Linked DNA regions of Homo sapiens: region 2 is linked to region 1. Evidence: read pairs that join two places in POLR2A ChIA-PET (ENCODE). Cell type or tissue: PC-9. All regions are shown on one strand. Each heading gives the region's core, and the rest is flanking DNA. Links, peaks and the distances in the headings are about the cores only. Region 1 has its middle 330 kb from the start of BCKDHB. Region 2 overlaps BCKDHB (branched chain keto acid dehydrogenase E1 subunit beta).

The links. Peaks named below come from ENCODE experiments on the same cell type or tissue, not always from the same donor. Only the 100,000 strongest peaks of a DNase experiment are listed, where the experiment ranks them.
Region 2: POLR2A ChIA-PET joins it to region 1 with 17 read pairs; 2 of 35 experiments call an interaction of 5 or more read pairs at or near these places.

Annotation. Positions count from the first base shown.
Region 1 is chr6:80,436,200-80,445,825 of GRCh38, forward strand. It overlaps a transcript of BCKDHB not described here. Among named protein-coding and RNA genes, the nearest start is that of BCKDHB, 330 kb to the left of the region's middle. RefSeq lists an enhancer at 2,140-3,339. In PC-9, for the core only: no CTCF peak of the experiment used is centred there; DNase peaks (open chromatin) are centred at 2,742 and 4,092; H3K4me3 peaks cover 612 bases; H3K27ac peaks cover 3,614 bases.
Region 2 is chr6:80,118,056-80,127,681 of GRCh38, forward strand. It overlaps BCKDHB (branched chain keto acid dehydrogenase E1 subunit beta), which reads left to right. Exons shown (of 10, transcript NM_183050.4): 2 at 9,492-9,569. Among named protein-coding and RNA genes, the nearest start is that of BCKDHB, 16 kb to the left of the region's middle. In PC-9, for the core only: no CTCF peak of the experiment used is centred there; a DNase peak (open chromatin) is centred at 4,816.

The DNA.
Region 1 (9,626 bases), core at 691-8,690:
CTGGAGTGGAGTGCAGTGGCGCGATCTTGGCTCACTGCAAGCTCTGCCCCCCGGGTTCACGCCATTCTCCCGTCTCAGCCTCCGGAGTAGCTGGGACTACAGGTGACCGCCACCACACCTGGCTAATTTTGCTTTTGTATTTTTAGTAGAGATGGGGTTTCACCGTGTTAGCCAGGATGGTCTCCATCTCCTGACCTCGTGATCCACCCGCCTTGGCCTCCTACTGGGCCCGGCCAAAATTCTTATTTTCAAAATATTATCCTGTTATAATCTCATGTTTTTACCCTATGGCATTTACCCATGTATTTAAGCATGTTAGATGCATGTACTGTTGTTTTTACTTCACCTGTCCCTTTCCATGTTTAGAAATCATCCTAGACATTCCTAAAAATGGTTTAAGTGTCACCTCCTCTGTGAAACCACTGCGAATTTAGAGGAATTTTTAAGCCTTTTCTTTGTGATTCCAAGGCATTTTGATAGTATTACTTATAGTGCTTTTCATATTATAAATATTTGATTAATACTCTTTCCCTTTTGAAGAAGATCTACAGTTTATTTCACTTCTTTCCGTAAATCCATGTAGAGATCCATGATTATATGTTGAATATATGCCTGACAGCATGATTGCTTTTTCTAAGAATATGTTTTCCTTTTAAGTACTGGTACATTCCAAACTACAGGTTGATTGTCACTACTCAACTGAATGCTTTGGGAGAACAGAATCATTCATGCCAAGCACTGATATTTTCCAAATTAGTCTGTGGAATAACCACTAGGTATAAGCTTTATTTTAGTTTTTTAGAATTGTTTTAATATACTCACCCATAATATTATTAGATGAGAAAAAGAAGATTTAGGCATTATTTTAATTAACTTAGTGTTTAAGACTATTTAAAATAGTATTTAATTTAATATAACTGATTATGAATTTCCAAACTTTTGAATTCTGCTGTCTCAGAAGTGTTCATCTTATAGACTTCCCAGAATAAAATCTTTAAAACCACCACAAAGTTCAGTAAAGAAAAAAAAATTCTTACATGGTTAAAACAATAGTTTAAGATATCATTACACTTTAACTTTTATTTCTGGAAAACAATCTTCAGAGCATTATCATTCATCTTAAGATTACTCATGTATGCATTCTTTGAAAATCTAACATCTTAACATGTATCCGCTGCCTTTTTTTTGCAAAGAGCCTCATTTTTCAAAAGTCACAATTAGAGGGCTTGCCAGCATTTTAACCTTGTGTTGGCTTCAATTCTCTTTGGAACAATGATCTCCCAGCCATAGTTACTACTTTCATCCTAGAAGCTCTCACTCATCCCATGAGGCTTTCTTCATTATTCCCAAGTTTAGCAACAGGGAAGCTGCAGTGTTCTCACAAAAAAAGTCCAAAAGTTGCTTAAAGAGTATAAGTAATATTTTCCATTTTTATTTAAATTTCTTTCTGATCCAGAGCCTTCCTTTTAGATTAAGACTAATTTCTTTGATGCTCATGGTTTTCAGATGATAAATCCCACAGTAACATTAGCATCTGACACTCTGAAAAAGCTCCTATGGTGCATAAATTTTCATCAAACACTCTAAATATTTTGTGGTTCTTAATGTTATGCTATATTTGAGTCAAGGAGTCATGGGATATATTTAAAAATCCAAATGACAGAGAAGTATATTGAATTGAAAAGTGATAGTTCTGCTGTACGTTCCAATCTATGCTGCAAATCCCCTTTTCCTTGCCAGAGATAACCTTGGTGCACTGTCTTCCTATGCCTGTCCTGTGTATCTCGCAGATGTATTTATTCATGTGGATGTCGCTTATTACGCACTGGATAATAGAAAGGATGAAACTCTTTATATCTGGGTCAACATCTGGCTTCCATTATATGTTGGATACTGAAGAAAATGAAGGAATACAAAGGCAAATTGCACTATTATCTCAGCCTCGGTTTCTTCCTCAGATCACATACACACTAGGAAACACAGTGCATACACACAGGCAGTTGTACTTAAATGATGTCATAATTTGCACACTGTTCTGCAACGTATTTTTGTTCTTACTACATCCTAGTTATTTTCTCATATCAGAACATTCCTCATCTTTCTTAACAAGGATCTCATAGCATAGACTTTTCATAATTTATGTAGCCATCACTGTATTGATAGGTGTTTACATTGTTTCTATTTTTTCTATTACAAAAATGTATTTGAAATTCATGTCTTTTTACATGCATGTTTTTACATGTGTACAAATATTTCTGTAAGACAGATTTCACTAAGTAGAACCAAAAAGTGATACAATTTTTTGTTTTCAAAAGATACCACTAAATAACTCCAAAAAGACCATAACAATTACATTTCACACTATGAAATTCCAAGATTCCTCATACCCTCATCAGCACTTGATAGTAAATGAGAAATATTTATATTACATATAAATGAAAAAAATTAAAATATACACTTGTGTTTCTAGCTCCAATTAGAGAAGTAACATTTTCAAAGCCTATTTGCTACTGAAAATTTAAAAGCACACATGAACTTTAGCATAACAAACACATATCATTTTCTGATTAAATGGGGTTACATCTGTGTTTGTTGTATTTGAGGATGAGCTCCTATAACAAAAAGGATCCAAAATACAGTGGCTTAACAAATGCAGAAATGAGTGTCTTTCTTGTGTAACAGAGCGGAAGTAAATAGCTCAGATGGGTGGGACAGATCAGCTATATGCAGTCATTCAGAGACAGATTCCATCTGAATAACTCAGACGGGTGGGACAGATCAGCTATATGCAGTCATTCAGAGATAGATTCCTGCAACCTAATTGCTCCCTCATCCTCTGGGATACAAATGAAGCTGGACCCCTGCCACATACAGAAAACATCTTAATGAGTTTTGCTGAATGTTTTAATTTCCAGACCCAGACACATCACTTCTGCTCACATTCTATTAACCAGAACTTGTCCATCTAACTGCTAGAGAGGCTGAGAAATACAACCTAGTTCAGAGGTTTCGACTCAATCACAATTTTATTTTCATGGCAAAAGGGAAGAACAGATTTTGGTGGAACTCAGTCGCATTTACTACTGCCCCCAATGTCATAGTAATATTCAAATAACTGAACTAAATAAAAAAGATGGCATTTCATAAAGGCAAATCCAGGAGAAGATAGAAATTGACATATTCAAAAGGCAATGTTTATATATATGAGCTTTAAATTACATAGAAATTTTCTTCCAATAATATTTTTTAAAGTGTTTACAACTATTTGGTCCATCCTAGGTCATCTGAAGTAAGTAAGCATTTCTTCTTATCTGTGGAAATATTCTATAAATATTGCAATGACTTAAAACGAAGTTCCCAAGATACCTCAAATTGTCATATTTCCTTCAGTTTGTATTAGTTTCATCTCATTACTTTAATCCTGGGCCACTTTTTAAAGGGCTAAACAAAAACAAATTTGTAACTACTTAACATTTTGAAAGTATACACAAGTAAGCCTAAGAAGAATTTAATGTCTAGAAATAAAATGCACCAAATGTATGCTCTACAGCAGGGGAAATCAATTCTAAAGCTGGGCCTGGGATAGAGAATAGAGGAGGCCAAAACCCTCTCTAGTTAGACTTAAGTCTGTACTAGAAGACATGCCTAACTCCTGTCTTGCTGGCACAATGAACACATTTAACTAAAGGCATACAACAAAGCCATTATTGTTTTCTGGAAGATGATAAGACCAACAGAATAGTATAATGCCTTTTTTGGCACTGAGAGATGAAGTCAGAGAACTTTGGAACTCAAAAGGAGCAATAAAATGGCCATGTGAAAAGGACACTTTGGAAATACAGTAATGACAGAAATATAAGATGCATAAATGTGATCAAGATTTACTGGTAGAGATGTGCTTCTGAGGTGCTGTCACTCTCTGCCACACCTGGCAGCAGGATGTTAGATGAGATGGGAGCCCACAATTAAATACCAATAAAGGTAACTTCAGGACTTCAGCCTGTGGCCTGCTTCATTCTGACCTCATAAAGAAGGTAGTCTGTGAAATGTATGCATGAGCCAAGGACTGTGTAAAAGGTAATACAATGACTAAGTACTCAACAAAAAAACAGAGAGGAGCAGGTAGTTTATGACTAACTTTACCAGATGGCTTCCTTAAGCACAGTCATAAATAATAAGTGAATGTCACATAAAAAGAATCACAGGAAGAGAATGGATGGACAGCTTCTTTACCATATGCCTTTTGCAAGATCCCTGATGGATTTAAATTCTGTTGGTTTTTTAGAGAAGTTGTTCATACCTCAATCCTGTGCCGTTCTTAGATTACACTGATCAGTCTCTTCTCTGCTCATAAACACCCCACATGCCCATGTTTGTTAACTAAAGATGTAATTTACTTCTGTTTTTAGCTTGGTACATTTTTTTTTTTTTTTCTGAACGTGTGTCTCTACAACTCCCTTTCACTTATCATTGTTCTGCTTTCAGTTGAGTCACTCAGTCATCGCTAAGGACTCATTAGCTGGTTAATGAGAAGCACTGTATGGAGAGAAAACTGTGCGCCTGCCAACTGCCTGCCGAAGGACCTGGGCTTTAATTTTCTTGCCATTTCAATCCCAATCTTTCTTTAGGAGACTGATGATAAGGTTCGGAGTGGACTCTTTGTTTGATGGCTTTCTAATATGGAGACAGTTCCAAGAGAGCCAGGATTAAATTGGCCAACTTCATGCACATGTGTGACCCAACCCAAATTACAGTCCAGGTGGCTGGTGGTGAAAGCCAACTCATTAACCTACAGTGACACCTGTTCATCTGACACACCTTTCCTGAGCTCAAAAGGTCTATTTCTTTTGAAATATTTATGGCTCTGAAACTAAAGGTCATTCCATTCTTGTCTTTAACTTCACATGATGGTTAAAACAGACACTTAAAATAATAAAATCACCTTTAAAGGCAGAGAAGAAACATACAAAGAAGTGTCCTTTCTGTCAGGACAGAAAGAAAATAAAATGTGCATATAGCATCCTGAAAGAAAAATCTTAACCCAATTTTAAGTGGGAGTTTTATTCAAATATCCAAATGACAGTTTCTATGGCACATCTTCAATTTGTTCATAGTAACCAAATTGAACATATTGCCTTATTCTGTTATGTGTATGTATGTCCTCTTGGCTGCCAAACTCTGGAGAGCTCAAAACAAGTGTGCAAGCAAAACTGAAAGAGGTTAATATCACAAGAGAACCTGCCACTTATAAAGGTCTTCTCTGTGTTGATTCTCAGAGACATGTTAATGGTCAATTTAATAAAAATAATTTAGTAATTTTTTGCCTGACACTTTAGATTTAATTTTTTAATTAAAATAACATATAATAAACAGACAAAGATTTTGTCATTTTAGATAAAGTTAGTAACTTTGGCTTTGGTTTTCCTTCTGGTTCCTCAGTGCTTTTTTGCAGTGTTTACCTATCTGTGGTCTCATGTCTTTCCCATTAATTCATTGAAATTGCTGTCATCATGTTTGTTATTAAATTCAAGTGACATTTCTCAGTTCTTAACCTATTTGACCTCTTATTTATCCAGCCAAAAAATATATACCAAATAGCTACTAAGTGCCAGGCACTGCATTTAGATGATAGGAATAAATGCTGAAGTAGACATATAAAGTCCCTACAGTTGTGGCATTTACAGTGGAATAGGAGAGCTTAATATTAAACAGTTACATAAACAATTATTCAATTACAATATGATTAATGATACAAAGAACAAATATAGCGTGCAATAAGAGCATATAAATGAAAAATATAATTTAGTTGGATATGTCAGGGAAATGTCCCTGAGAAAAAGACAGCTAACCTTAATATTAAAACTTATTTACTCAAAAATAAGTGTGCGAAACTGTATAGTTAACTTATCTTCAATTCAGTCAATCTAAAACATCAACTAAATAATGTATTCACAGATATACCACACAATGACAGTTAGTGTTCGTAATGATAATCTTGGATGAGAAAAGAGCCTACAGGGTCTTTTAGATCATCACAGTTAAATTATACTTGGCTAATATAGTTTGAATATTTAGTACAATTTCATGTTCAAAACTTCTGAAACACTTTTATTCACATGTAGACCATATAATACTTATATTATAGTAGACCATCCTATTTCACAATCAAATTATACAACAGTATACTAAATTATCATATCAGTTTTTTGTTTCTTTAATAGTTGCTAATATATGTGTATAGTTGTGAACATACCTGTATATGTGTATGTGATATGTATATATATCAACTGTATAGTTAAAACACCACATGTATAGAAGAGACCATCTGACTAGTATTTAAGCTTAGCCATGAGAATGGAATTTGGAAGATGAAGAATGTGACCTGGAGGAAAGAAGAAAATGATTACAGAGGGGCATTTGAGAGTGAGAGGATAGAGAAGAGAGAAAGAGGTTGAGGAAAGAAGATATCAGAGTCCCCTCACTGCCCTCCCCATTAACACACTCAAGGCTAAGCTAGTGAGGGGAGAGTATCTTTGGGATACTGGACAAAATATGGAATTCCAAGAACCAGGAAGCTTTTGTCTTATTCTAAAAGGATATAACTTGCAGGCTGTCTCCAGATCAATTGAGTGGTAGATCCATATTACAAATAAACATGATAGCAGAGTGTGATTAGGCAGAAGAAGGTGCATCTCAGCACCTCCTTCTGTGTAATGTGGAAATGAGCAGCTATTGTAGTGGGAATGAGCAACTCCACAGTAAAGGCATTAGGCTGTGCCATCTGGGCAGTGGATGACAGAGATATCAGTGTGTGGCTGGGGTCTGAAGCCTGTTCAGGGTCAAGATGAGCCTAAGTCATCCAGAAAGGCTGATGAAATCAGCAAAAGTCAGCCAGACAAAGGGCACTGTCAAGGCCATCATATGGCTCTAAGCATCCCTTTTCCCACCTCCTCAAGAGCACCAAGAAAGACACCAACATCCATTGCCAATTTCCTTCTCCTTGCCAGTAGGGAGGCTGAAAAAAAACAGATACTCTCTTTCTATTAATATATCTTCCTTATAGAGTAGGATGGATATTTGGCTAAGTATTGATCAATAAGATAAAGTGGAATTTGCTGGGTGGTGGGCGGGGGTCCTTTGTGTAATAATTTTGTGTCTTGATAAAGTAGGAATATGGCTGGGACCATCCCTGACTCTCTTTTTTCCTTGAATGTGAACACATGAGTGAAGCATACATCCATTGTCCATGGGGCAAGAAACATGAGGATGAAAAGCCAATATGTTAAGGACATGAAGTGAAAAGCGGGAAGAGCTTCTTATTCATGTTATCACTGAGCAGGTAAGTTAACAGTAACAGCTGCTTATATTTGGATTTTTTTGGTAAGGCAAAACAAACTCTTATTTGTTTAGGTCACTAAGCAAGTTTTCTATACTTTAGCCTTTTACTTTTTCACCACAAATTTCATTTATTTATTTATATATTTTTTAACTGTAGGAATGGGGTCTCATCATGTTGCCCAGGCTAGTTTCAAACTCCCGGCTTAAGGAATCCTCCTGCTGCATACTCCCAAAATGCTGGGATTACAGGCTATTCACCACAAATTGCATTGAGTGTCCATGTGATAGTTAATGTGAGTTTACTGAGGGTCCATCTAACAGATAGTTGTATAAGATCCCATATGTTCAGATATCTGAAAGATGAACGTGTCTACTGGAGTCATCTAAGCCAAGACTTAGTTACATAACACTGATTGAACCAAGTTTAAAATTTAAAACTTATTTTTCCCCTCTATCTAGTATTAGAAGTCAAAGTAAAGAAATTACATATTTCACTACTCTCTAGATTATGATATGGGTAAATTGGTGACCTAATTACAAAATCTTTAAAAGCTACAATTTTTAGTTAGCTAGAAAATAGTGTTTTTGTGGGGAGAGGAGTTGAAATGGAGGAAAATGATTTCAGGAAGGTTAAGTGGCAGCCAGATTGTGAAGAAACTTGTATGCCAAGATTTAAAAACGGACTTTGACTTGTAGATGTTTGGAAGTCACGGAAGAGTTTAAAATAGGAGATTAATATAAAATTAATATTTAAGAAAATTGCTTTGGAATCTATGGGGAAGGAAGAATGGAAGAGAAATAGAAAGATAAAAATGAAACTTTTAAGAGGCTAATGTAAACATGTTACGCCATGCCAGGAATATAATTCTTGATACTTATTAAAATAATTTAACCTGTAGTTCTGGTTTGCCTAACATTATCAACATAATAATAGCAGACACAGATGACAAAAAATAAAGATTTAAGTCTATTTAAAATGATTTTAATATAGTCAAAGTATTTTCTAATAACTCATCTCTTATATTAGTCAAAAGCACGCAACTGTTAAATTCGTGTGAAATTGCATATAGTGTCTTCATCCCAGCAGGTGCACAATAACTGCTTACTGACTGATGAGCTGAATTGAATTCAACAACTTATTACTAAATGCCTACTGCATATGTGCATTTACAAACAATTTTTAAAATGTCTTGCATATAGATATGGCCACCATAACACCTAGTTTTTCTGAGAGTAAATAATATCGTCAAATTTTGTGTTTTATTATTTACATAAACACAGTTATACTTGTCAAATCATGTCTCAATTTTTGTTTCAGAAATGTTAGTGCATATTCTTATGTTGCAATATAACCTAACAAATATGAACAATTATTAACACTACCTACATTTTTCTTTCCTTCCTGATACAGAATTTTTTAAGAGAATGAGATGGCCTCAAATTCTCAAGGTTGTGGCTGTCTATAGAAATGAATTGCCTAAAACAATCTTTTGAGTCTTCTAAACTGTAAGGTACATTTGAAAGTATTATCCACCCTTAGTATGAGGCAAACACTTCCTTGCCTCTTGTTTATATCTACCTTGGCACTAAAAATGATTCTTATCCTGTTTGGCTCTATCTTTCTGACTGGGCTACAGTGTTCACCCCTTTGCCTGGCACATCCCATTGACTTTGCAGTTAGTAGGACAAGGAACTCTTGTGCTTTCAGTATACAGGACTGAAGAAATTTTGTACTCATTTTTTTATCCTCTATGTGCCAAGGTTAAATATTTAACTACCTGTACATCATCAAAAAATATATCAAACCATTGCTTCAGATAGATCTGGGTTTGTTTTTGCTATCAGTTTTCTTTTCTAAAGGAAAAGACCCACAAGGATTCACTTACAAGCCAGGGTAAGACTGTTGGTGAGTGCTGGTTCCCACAGCTGAGTGAGACTCAATTGAAAGAAGCCAGGAAGAATGACTTACAAGGCAGAGGTCAGGAGAACTAATCACAACTGTAAATATATCTGTATCTATTATTATTTTAAGGATATTTCAACACTCCATAGAATGCGTAACCTGGTGTGGCTGATTTTAAGGAGAATATACCTAAAGTATCATAAGATGCAGAGACTTGTAGCAGATACATCTTAATAGCAGAGACTATAGAATGAGCCTTGAACCTACCCTTATCTGCTCCTGGCAACATTTAGAGATGTCGAGAGGAGGTCCACAAAATGAAACATATTAATATTTCATTTTCCTTTGACAAAATATACTCTTTAAAATTTTATACACATTCATT
Region 2 (9,626 bases), core at 1,627-9,626, 320 kb before region 1:
ATGTCACTGTGATTGGGAAAAATGTTTACCCAAGACTATTATCTTCTGAAGCTGGGCACCAATATATACTTGAAGAATATTTATAAAATCGAGAAGGATTTAAGGAAAGTACAGGCCTACCTCGGACATATTGTGGGTTTGGCTCCAGACCACTACAATAAAATGAATGTTGCAATATAGTGAATATTACAATAAAGTGAGTCACACAAATGTATTGGTTTCCCAGTGCATATTAACATGTTTACATTGTACTGTAGTCTAGTAAGTGTGCAATAGCATTATATCTAAAAGATCAATGTACATACTTTAATTAAGAAATACTTTATCGATAAAAATTGCCAACAATCATCTGAAACTTTGGCAAGTCATAATCTTTTTGCTGGTGGAGGGTCTTGCCTTGATGTTGATAGCTACTGACTGATCAGGGTAGTGGTTGCTGAAGGTTGTGGTGGCTGTGGCAACTTCATTAAAAAAAAAAAAGACAACAATGAAGTTTGCTGCATTGATAGAATCTTCCTTTCATGACAGATTTCTCTGTAGCATGAGATGCCGTTTGATAGCATTTTACCACAGTAGAACTTTTTTCAGAATTGAAATCAATTCTCCCAAACCCTGCCACTTCTTTATCAGCTAAGTTTGTGTAATATTGTAAGTCCTTTGTTGTCATTTCACAGTGTTCATGGCATCTTCATTAGCAATGGATTTCATCTCAAGGATCCACTTTTTTTTTTGAATTCATAGAAAGTAATAGATTCCATCTCAAGGCTCCACTTTCTTTGAGTTCTTCAGGTTGCATACGTAAAGAGCAACTCCTCATCCATTGAAGTTTTATCATGAGATTGTAGCAATTCAGTCACATCTTCAGGCTGCACTTCTAGTTCTCTTGCTATTTCTACCACGTCTGCAGTTATGTTCTTCTCTGAAGTTTTGAATCCCTCAAAGTCATCCATGAGGCTGGGCATGGTGGCTCACGCGTGTAGTCCTACCACTTTGGGAGGCCAAGGCTGGCGGATCATCTGAGCTAAGGAGTTTGAGACCAGCCTGGGCAGCATGTGAGACCTGGGCTCTACTAAAAATACAAAAAAATTAGCAGGCATGCTAGCGCATGCCTGTAATCCCTGGGGTGGCTGTGGTGTGAGAATTGGTTGATCCTGGGAGGTGGAGGTTGCAAAAAAAATAAAATGAACGAATGAATGAATGAATAAATGAAGTCATCCATGAGGGTTGAAATCAATTTATTTCAAACTCCTATAAATGTTGACTTCTTTTTTACTGTTTTTTGAGACAGAGTCTCACTCTGTCACGCAGGCTGGAGTGCAGTGGCATAATCTTGGCTGGCTGCAACCTCTACCTCCTGGGTTCAAGTGATTCTTGTGCCTTAGCCTCCTGAGTAGCTGGGATTACAGGTGTGCACCACCATACTGGGCTAATTTTTTGTATTTTTGGTAGAGGATGGGGTTTCGCCATGTTAGCCAGGCTGGTCTCGAACTCCTGGCCTCAAGTGATCCGCACCCCCCTTGGCCTCACAAAGTGCTGGGATTTCAAGTGTGAGCCATCACGCCTGGCCAATGTTGACATTTTGAAATTTCATGAACCATGAACATTCTAAATGGCATCTAGAATAGTCCTTCCCAGAAGATTTTCAATTTACTTTGCCCAGATCCATCAGAGTAATCATTTATGGCAGATATAGCTTTACAAAATGTATTTCTTAAATAATAAGACTTGAAAGTAGAAATTATTCCTTGATCTGTGAGGCACAGAATTGATGTATTAGCAGGCATGAAAACAATGTTAATCTTTTTTTTCCTATTTTTTTTTTCATTATACTTTAAGTTCTAGGGTACATGTACACAACGTGCAGGTTTGATACATAGGTATGTGCCATGTTGTTTTGCTGCACCCATCGACTCATCATTTACATTAGGTATTTCTTCTAATGCTATCCCTCCCCCAGCTTCCCAATCCCCGACAGGCCCTGGTGTGTGATGTTCCCCGCCCTGTGTCCAAGTGATCTCATTGTTCATTTCCCACTTATGAGTGAGAACATGTGGTGTTTGGTTTTCTGTCCTTGTGATAGTTTGCTGAGAATGATGGTTTCCAGCTTCATCCATGTCCCTGCAAAGGACATGAACTCATCATTTTGTATGGCTGCATAGTATTCCATGGTGTATATGTGCCACATTTTCTTAATCTAGTCTATCATTGATAGACATTTGGGTTGGTTCCAAGTCTTTGCTATTGTGAATAGTGCCACAATAAACATACATGTGCATGTGTCTTTATAGTAGCATGATTTATAATCCTTTGGATATATACCCAGTAATGGGATTGTTGGGTCAAATGGTAATTCTAGTTCTAGATCCTTGAGGAATCTCCACACTGTTTTCCACAATGGTTGAACCAATTTACACTCCCACCAAGAGTGTAAAAGTGTTCCTATTTCTCCACATCCTCTCCAGCATCTGTTGTTTCTTGACTTTTTAATGATTGCCATTCTAAATGGTGTGAGATGGTATCTCATTGTGATTTTGATTTGCATTTCTCTGATGACCGGTGATGATAAGCATTTTCTCATGTGTCTGTTGGCTGCATAGATGTCTTGTTTTGAGCAGTATCTGTTCATATTCTTTGCCCACTTTTTGATGGGTTTGTTTGTCTTTTTCTTGTAAATTTGTTTGAGTTCTTTGTAGATTCTGGATATTAGCCCTTTGTCAGATGGGTAGATTGCGAAAATTTTCTCCCATTCTGTAGGTTGCCCGTTCACTCTGATGATAGTTTATTTTGCCGTGCAGAAGCTCTTTAGTTTAATTAGATCCCCTTTGTCTATTTTGTCTTTTGTTGCCATTGCTTTTGATGTTTTAGTCATGAAGTCCTTGCCTATACCTATGTCCTGAATGGTATTGCCTAGGTTTTCTTCTAGGGATTTTATGGTTTTAGGTCTAACATTTAAGTCTTTAATCCATCTTGAGTTAATTTTTGTATAAGGTGTAAGGAAGGGATCCAGTTTCAGCTTTCTACATATGGCTAGCCAGTTTTCCCAGCACCATTTATTAAATAGGGAATCCTTTCCCCATTTCTTATTTTTGTCAGGTTTATTAAAGATCAGATGGTTGTAGATTTGTGGCATTATTTTTGAGGCCTCTGTTCTGTTCCATTGATCTATATCTCTGTTTTGGTACCAGTACCATGCTGTTTTGGTTACTGTAGCCTTGTAGTATAGTTTGAAGTCAGGTAGTGTGATACCTTTAGCTTTGTTCTTTTTGTTTAGGATTATCTTGGCTATGTGTGCTCTTTTTTGGTTCCATATGAACTTTAAAGTAGTTTTTTCCAATTCTGTGAAGAAAGTCATTGGTAGCTTGATGGGGATGGCACTGAATCTATAAGTTACTTTGGACAGTATGGCCATTTTCACAAACAGATTCTTCTTATCCATGAGCATGGAATATTCTTCCATTTGTTTGTGTCCTCTTTTATTTTGTTGAGCAGTGGTTTGTAGTTCTCCTTGAAGAGGTCCTTCACATTCCTTGTAAATTGGATTCCTAGGTATTTTATTTTGTTTGTAGCAATTGTGAATGGGAGTTCACTCATGATTTGGCTCTCTGTTAATGGTGTATAGGAATGCTTGTGATTTTTGCACATTGATTTTGTATCTTGAAACTTTGCAGAATTTGCTTATCAGCTTAAGGAGATTTTGGGCTGAGACGATGGGGTTTTCTAAATATACAATAATCTCATCTGCAAACAGGGACAATTTTACTTCCTCTTTTCCTAATTGAAAACCCTTTATTTGTTTCTCTTGCCTGATTGCGGCTAGAACTTCCAACACTATGTTGAATAGGAGTGGTGAGAGAGGGCATCCTTGTCTCGTGCCAGTTTTCAAAGGGAATGCTTCCAGTTTTTGCCAATTTAGTATGATATCGGCTGTGGGTTTGTCATAAATAGCTCTTATTATTTTGAGATATGTTCCATCAATACCTAGTTTATTGAGAGTTTTTAGCATGAAGGGCTGTTGAATTTTGTCGAAGGCCTTTTCTGCATCTATTGAGATAATCATGTGGTTTTTGTCATTGGTTCTGTTTATGTGATGGATTACGTTTATTGATTTGCATATGTTGAACCAGCCTTGCATCCCAGGGATGAAGTTGACTTGATCGTGGTGGATAAGATTTTTTATGTGCTGCTGGATTTGGTTTGCCAGTATTTTACTGAGAATTTTTGCATTGATGTTCATCAGGGATATTAGTCTAAAATTCTCTTCTTTTGTTGTGTCTGTCAGGCTTTGGTATCAGGATGATGTTAGCCTCATAAAATGAGTTAGGGAGGATTCCTTCTTTTTCTATTGATTGGAATAGTTCCAGAAGGTGTCGGGGGAACCCACCCCCAATATTTTAACGTAGGTTCTTTCTGTTTTCCATAAGTGTCATCTGGCTGAGAAATAAAGAGAAAGAGTACAAAGTGAGGAATTTTACAGCTGGGCCGCCGGGGGTGACATCCCATATTGGTAGGACCATGATGCCCACCTGAGGCTCAAACCAACAAGTTTTTTATTAAGGGTTTCAAAATTGGAGGGGGTTTAAAACAGGGAGTAGGTACAAAGATCACATGCTTCAAAGGGCAAAAAGCAGAGCAAAGATCACATGCTTCTGACCTAACAGGACAAAAGGCAAAACAGAACTACTGATAAGGGTCTATCTTCAGCTTTGCACATATTGTCTTGATAAACATCTTAAACAACAGAAAACAGGGTTTGAGAGCAGAGAACCAGTCTGACCACAAATTTACCAGCTTGGAGTTTTTCCCCACCCTAATAAGCCTGAGGGTACTGCAGGAGACCAGGGCGTATCTCAGTCCTTATCTCAACCACATAAGACAGACGCTCCCAGAGCGGATGTTTATAGGCCTTCCCCCCCTCCCCCCCGGCCCCCCCAGGAATGCATTCCTTTCCCTGGGTATTAATATTAATATTCCTTGCTAGGAAAAGAATTTAGCAATATCTCTCCTACTTGCATGTCCGTTTATAGGCTCTCTGCAAGAAGAAAAATATGGCTCTTTTTGCCTGACCCCACAGGCAGTCAGACCTTATGGTTGTCTTCCCTTGTTCCCTAAAAATTGCTGTTATTCTGTTGTTTTTCAAGGTGCACTGATTTCATATTGTTCAAACACACATGTTTTACAATCAATTTGTACAGTTAACACAATTATCACAGTGGTCCTGAGGTGATGTACATCCTCAGCTTACGAAGATAACAGAATTAAGAGATTAAAGTAAAACAGGTGTAAGAAATTATAAAAGTATTATTTGGGAACTGTTAAATGTCCATGAAATTTTCACGATTTATGTTCCTCTGTCATGGCTCCAGCCAGTCCCTCCATTTGGGATCCCTGACTTCCTGCAAGAAGAAGGAATGGTACCAGCAACTCTTTGTATCTCTGGTAGAATTCAGCTGTGAATCCATCTGGTCCTGGACTTTTTTTGGTTGGTAGGCTATTAATTATTGCCTCAATTTCAGAGCCTGTTATTGTTCTATTCAGAGATTCAACTTCTTCCTGGTTTAGTCTTGGGAGGGTGTATGTGTCCAGGAATTTATCCATTTCTTCTAGATTTTCTAGTTTATTTGCATAGAGGTGTTTATAGTATTCTCTGATGGTAGTTTGTATTTCTGTGGGATTGGTGGTGATATCTCCTTTATCATTTTTTATTGCATCTATTTGATTCTTCTCTGTTTTCTTCTTTATTAATCTTTCTAGTGGTCTATCAATTTTGTTGATCTTTTCAAAAAACCAGCTCCTGGATTCATTGATTTTTTTGAACGGTTTTTTTGTCTCTATCTCTTTCAGTTCTGCTCTGATCTTAGTTATTTCTTGCCTTCTGCTAGCTTTTGAATTTATTTGCTCTTGCTTCTCTAGTTCTTTTAATTGTGATGTTAGGGTGTCAATTTTAGATCTTTCCTGTTTTCTCTTGTGGGCATTTAGAGCTATAAATTTCCCTCTCCACACTGCTTTAAATGTGTCCCAGAGATTCTGGTACGTTGTGTCTTTGCTCTCATTGATTTCAAAGAACTTCTTTATTTCTGCCTTCTTTTCCTTATTTACCCAGTAGTCATTCAGGAGCAGGTTGTTCAGTTTCCATGTAGTTGTGCGGTTTTGAGTGAGTTTCTTAATCCTGAGTTCTAATTTGATTGCACTGCGGTTTGAGAGACAGTTTGTTGTTATTTCTGTTCTTTTACATTTGCTGAAAAGTGCTTTACTTCCAGTTATGTGGTCAATTTTAGAATAAGTGTGATGTAGTGCTGAGAAGAATGTGTATTCTGTTGATTTGGGGTGGAGAGTTCTGTAGATGTCTATTAGGTCCACTTGGTGCAGAGCTGAGTTCAGGTCCTGGATATCCTTGTTAACCTTGTTTCTCGTTGTTCTGTCTAATATTGACATTGGAGTGTTAAAGTCTCCCAATATTATTGTATGGGAGTCTCTTTGTAGGTCTCTAAGGACTTGCTTTATGAATCTGGGTGCTCCTGTATTGGGTGCATATATTTAGGATAGTTAGCTCTTCTTTTTGAATTGATCCCTTTACCATTATGTAATGGCCTTCTTTGTCTCTTTTGATCTGTGGAAAACAACGTTAATCTTATACATCTCCGTCAGAGCGCTTGGGTGACCAAGGCGCATTGTCAATGAGCAGTAATATTTTGAAAGGAATCTTTTTTTTTCCTGAGCAGTAGGTTTCAACAGTGGGCTTAAAATATTCAGGAAACCCTGATATAAATAGATGTGCTATCATTCAGGGTTTGTTGTTTCATTGAAAGAGAACAGGCAGAGTGGATTTAGCATAATTCTCAAGGGTGCTAGGACTTTCAGAATGGTGAATGAACATTGGCTTCAACTTCAAATCACCAGCTACATTAGCCCCTTACAAAAGAGTCCACCTGTCCTTTGAAGCCAGGCATTGACTTCTCTTTAGCTATGAAAATCCAAGATAGCATCTTCCAATAGAAGCTGTTTTGTCTCCATTGAAAATCTTTTGTTTAGTATAGCCACCTTCATCAATGATCTTAGTGAGATCTTCTGGATAATTTACTGCAGCTTCTCCATCAGCACTTTATGCTTCACTTTGCCGTTTTATGTACTGAGATGGCTTCTCTTCTTAAACCTCATGAACCAAGCTCTGCTATCTTCAGATTTTTCTTCGGCAGCTTCCTCACCTCTGTCAGCTTTCATAGAATTGAAAAGAGTTAGGAACTTGCCCTGGATTAGGCTTTGACTTAAGGGAATGTCGTGTGTGATTTGGTTTTCTATTCAGACCACTAAAATTTTCTTCATATCAGCAATAAGGCTATTTTGCTTTCTTATCATTTGTGTGCTTACTGGAATAACAGTTTACATTTTCTTCAAGAACTTTTCCTTTGCATTCACAACTAGGCTATTTGGTGCAAGAAGCCTAGCTTTCAGACTCTCTGGACTTTCAGCATGCCTTCCGTACTTAGCTTAGTCATTTCTAACTTACGATTTAAAGTGAGAGATATGCAGCTCCTCCTTTCACTTGAAAACTTAGAGATCACTGTAGGTCTAATTTTCATATTATTATGTCTCAGGGAATAGGGAAGCCTGAAGAAAGGGAGAGATAAAGGAGAATGACTGGTCAGTGGATCAGTGAGAACACATACAACATTTATTGAGGTTACTAATGTAATTGTCTTGGGGTGCCATGGCAGAATGTCAGAAGGCTGTGGCACCCCAAGACACTATAACCTCAAAGATCATTGATCAGAGATCATGATAACAGATGTAATAGTAATGAAAAAGTTTGAAATATTGTGAGAATTATGAAAATGTGATTCTGATGCTGATAGACTTGCTAGATACAGGGTTGCTACAAAGTTTCCATTTGTAAAAATTGCAATATCTGTAGGGCAAAATAAAGTGAAGCACAGTAAGACAAAGTATGCCTGTATCTATTAAGTGTTATAGCCCTAGCCTGAAGAAAAATAAATTTTTAAGTAATCATGGACATGTGGTATGATTGTATATCTTTTGCCATAAGTGATATAAAATAATATTTGAGTAAATTCGTATTATCTCCACCAAATATAAGAGTAGAAACAGGCTATGATTGTGGGCACAGAGGGCAGAGGACGTATCTGACTGGGGATTGCCAAGACCTGAACCCTGGGCATTCAGTACTGTTGAAAGGATCAGAGAGACATTAGATGCCAGAGTAGGCAGAACGTCAGAAGTCTGGAGTATCGGTGGATAATGGAAGGAGGAAAGATGTCATATGTCAGAACCTGCTGTGGAGCAATGCCAGGCTAGGGAAGAAAATGGGTCTCCAGGAAAAGGACAAGTGACCAATGTCCCATGGTCAGACAGTTGAAGGCAACAGCAGTAGCTGTTGTGACCCACACTGGGAATTAGATCTTGACTGTTGGGACACACTAGGCTAATGAATAGCATGGAGGTTAGGTGGGCAGTGATCAGGGTAAGCAACAGGTATCGAAATGATTTGTTATCAGCATGCTGTGGGTTAAGGCGACTACCAGCGTGTAGATCAGGCACTAGGATAAAGAGTGGGCCTTTCGATCGGGAGATTTAGGCTGAAGCCGTTCTGTGCTCTGAATTGTAATTTTGCAGAGGAGTTGACTTAAAGTTTTGGGATGACTGTGGGCATTGGGCAGCACCTGAGCTTGAATCGAAGCTCTAATGTCATGATGTTTCTGAATTCTAACATTTAGAACTTTATCAAATGAAGCTTTCCTATACCATTCAGAAGAGTACTAAGGTGAAGATAGAAGGACATGGACAGAGTCCAGAACCTAACAATGAATAGCTAATATTTATTCAGCACTCACTGTGTCAGGTACTGTTCTGAGTGTATTACATGTACTGCTTCATTTATTCCTCCTAAAAAATCCATTTAGGGAATGGACACTGGCTCACAGATATTCTATTTAAGTAATAAGACAATAAGAAGGACTAAATATGATGTGGTTAGGCATAAGATTATGGTATGTTCCAAACTCCAGCAGTTCCGGGTACCAAAGTTTATCTTTACCCTTCCTTATTGTTTTATGGTCCATGACCATTTGCTGTTGACGTATTTAGCACATGCCACTGGTCATGCACATTCCTTATGGCTTAGGTTCCTAACACCTGTCTGTGCTTCTTCCCAGACCACTCACTTTGACGGGTCTCCCTTTCTGACTTTCCATAGGTCTTATTGTCTACACGCATTTAGTCACTTGGTTATATTCCTTCTTCCTGTTTTATACTTTTACAAAAAATTGTTTAATATGGGTAAATTTTGCCCCATTAACAAGCTTCTCCAGGTCTGTATTGCTTTTGTATCTTATAGTATTATTGTAAATAATTCAGCAATTTGCATAATATCTTTCTTTGTACCTTGATTTTAGTCAAGTTGTAATTAACTGTTAAGAAACTGGTTGTTTTTATGTATTTTACAACACACGAAATGATTTTTTTTTTGATTTTCACAGGGCAAACTCAGAAAATGAATCTTTTCCAGTCTGTAACAAGTGCCTTGGATAACTCATTGGCCAAAGATCCTACTGCAGGTAACCCTGATATGTGCCTGAATTGTGGTAGCTGTGTTAATTCCAGAATTGAAGATT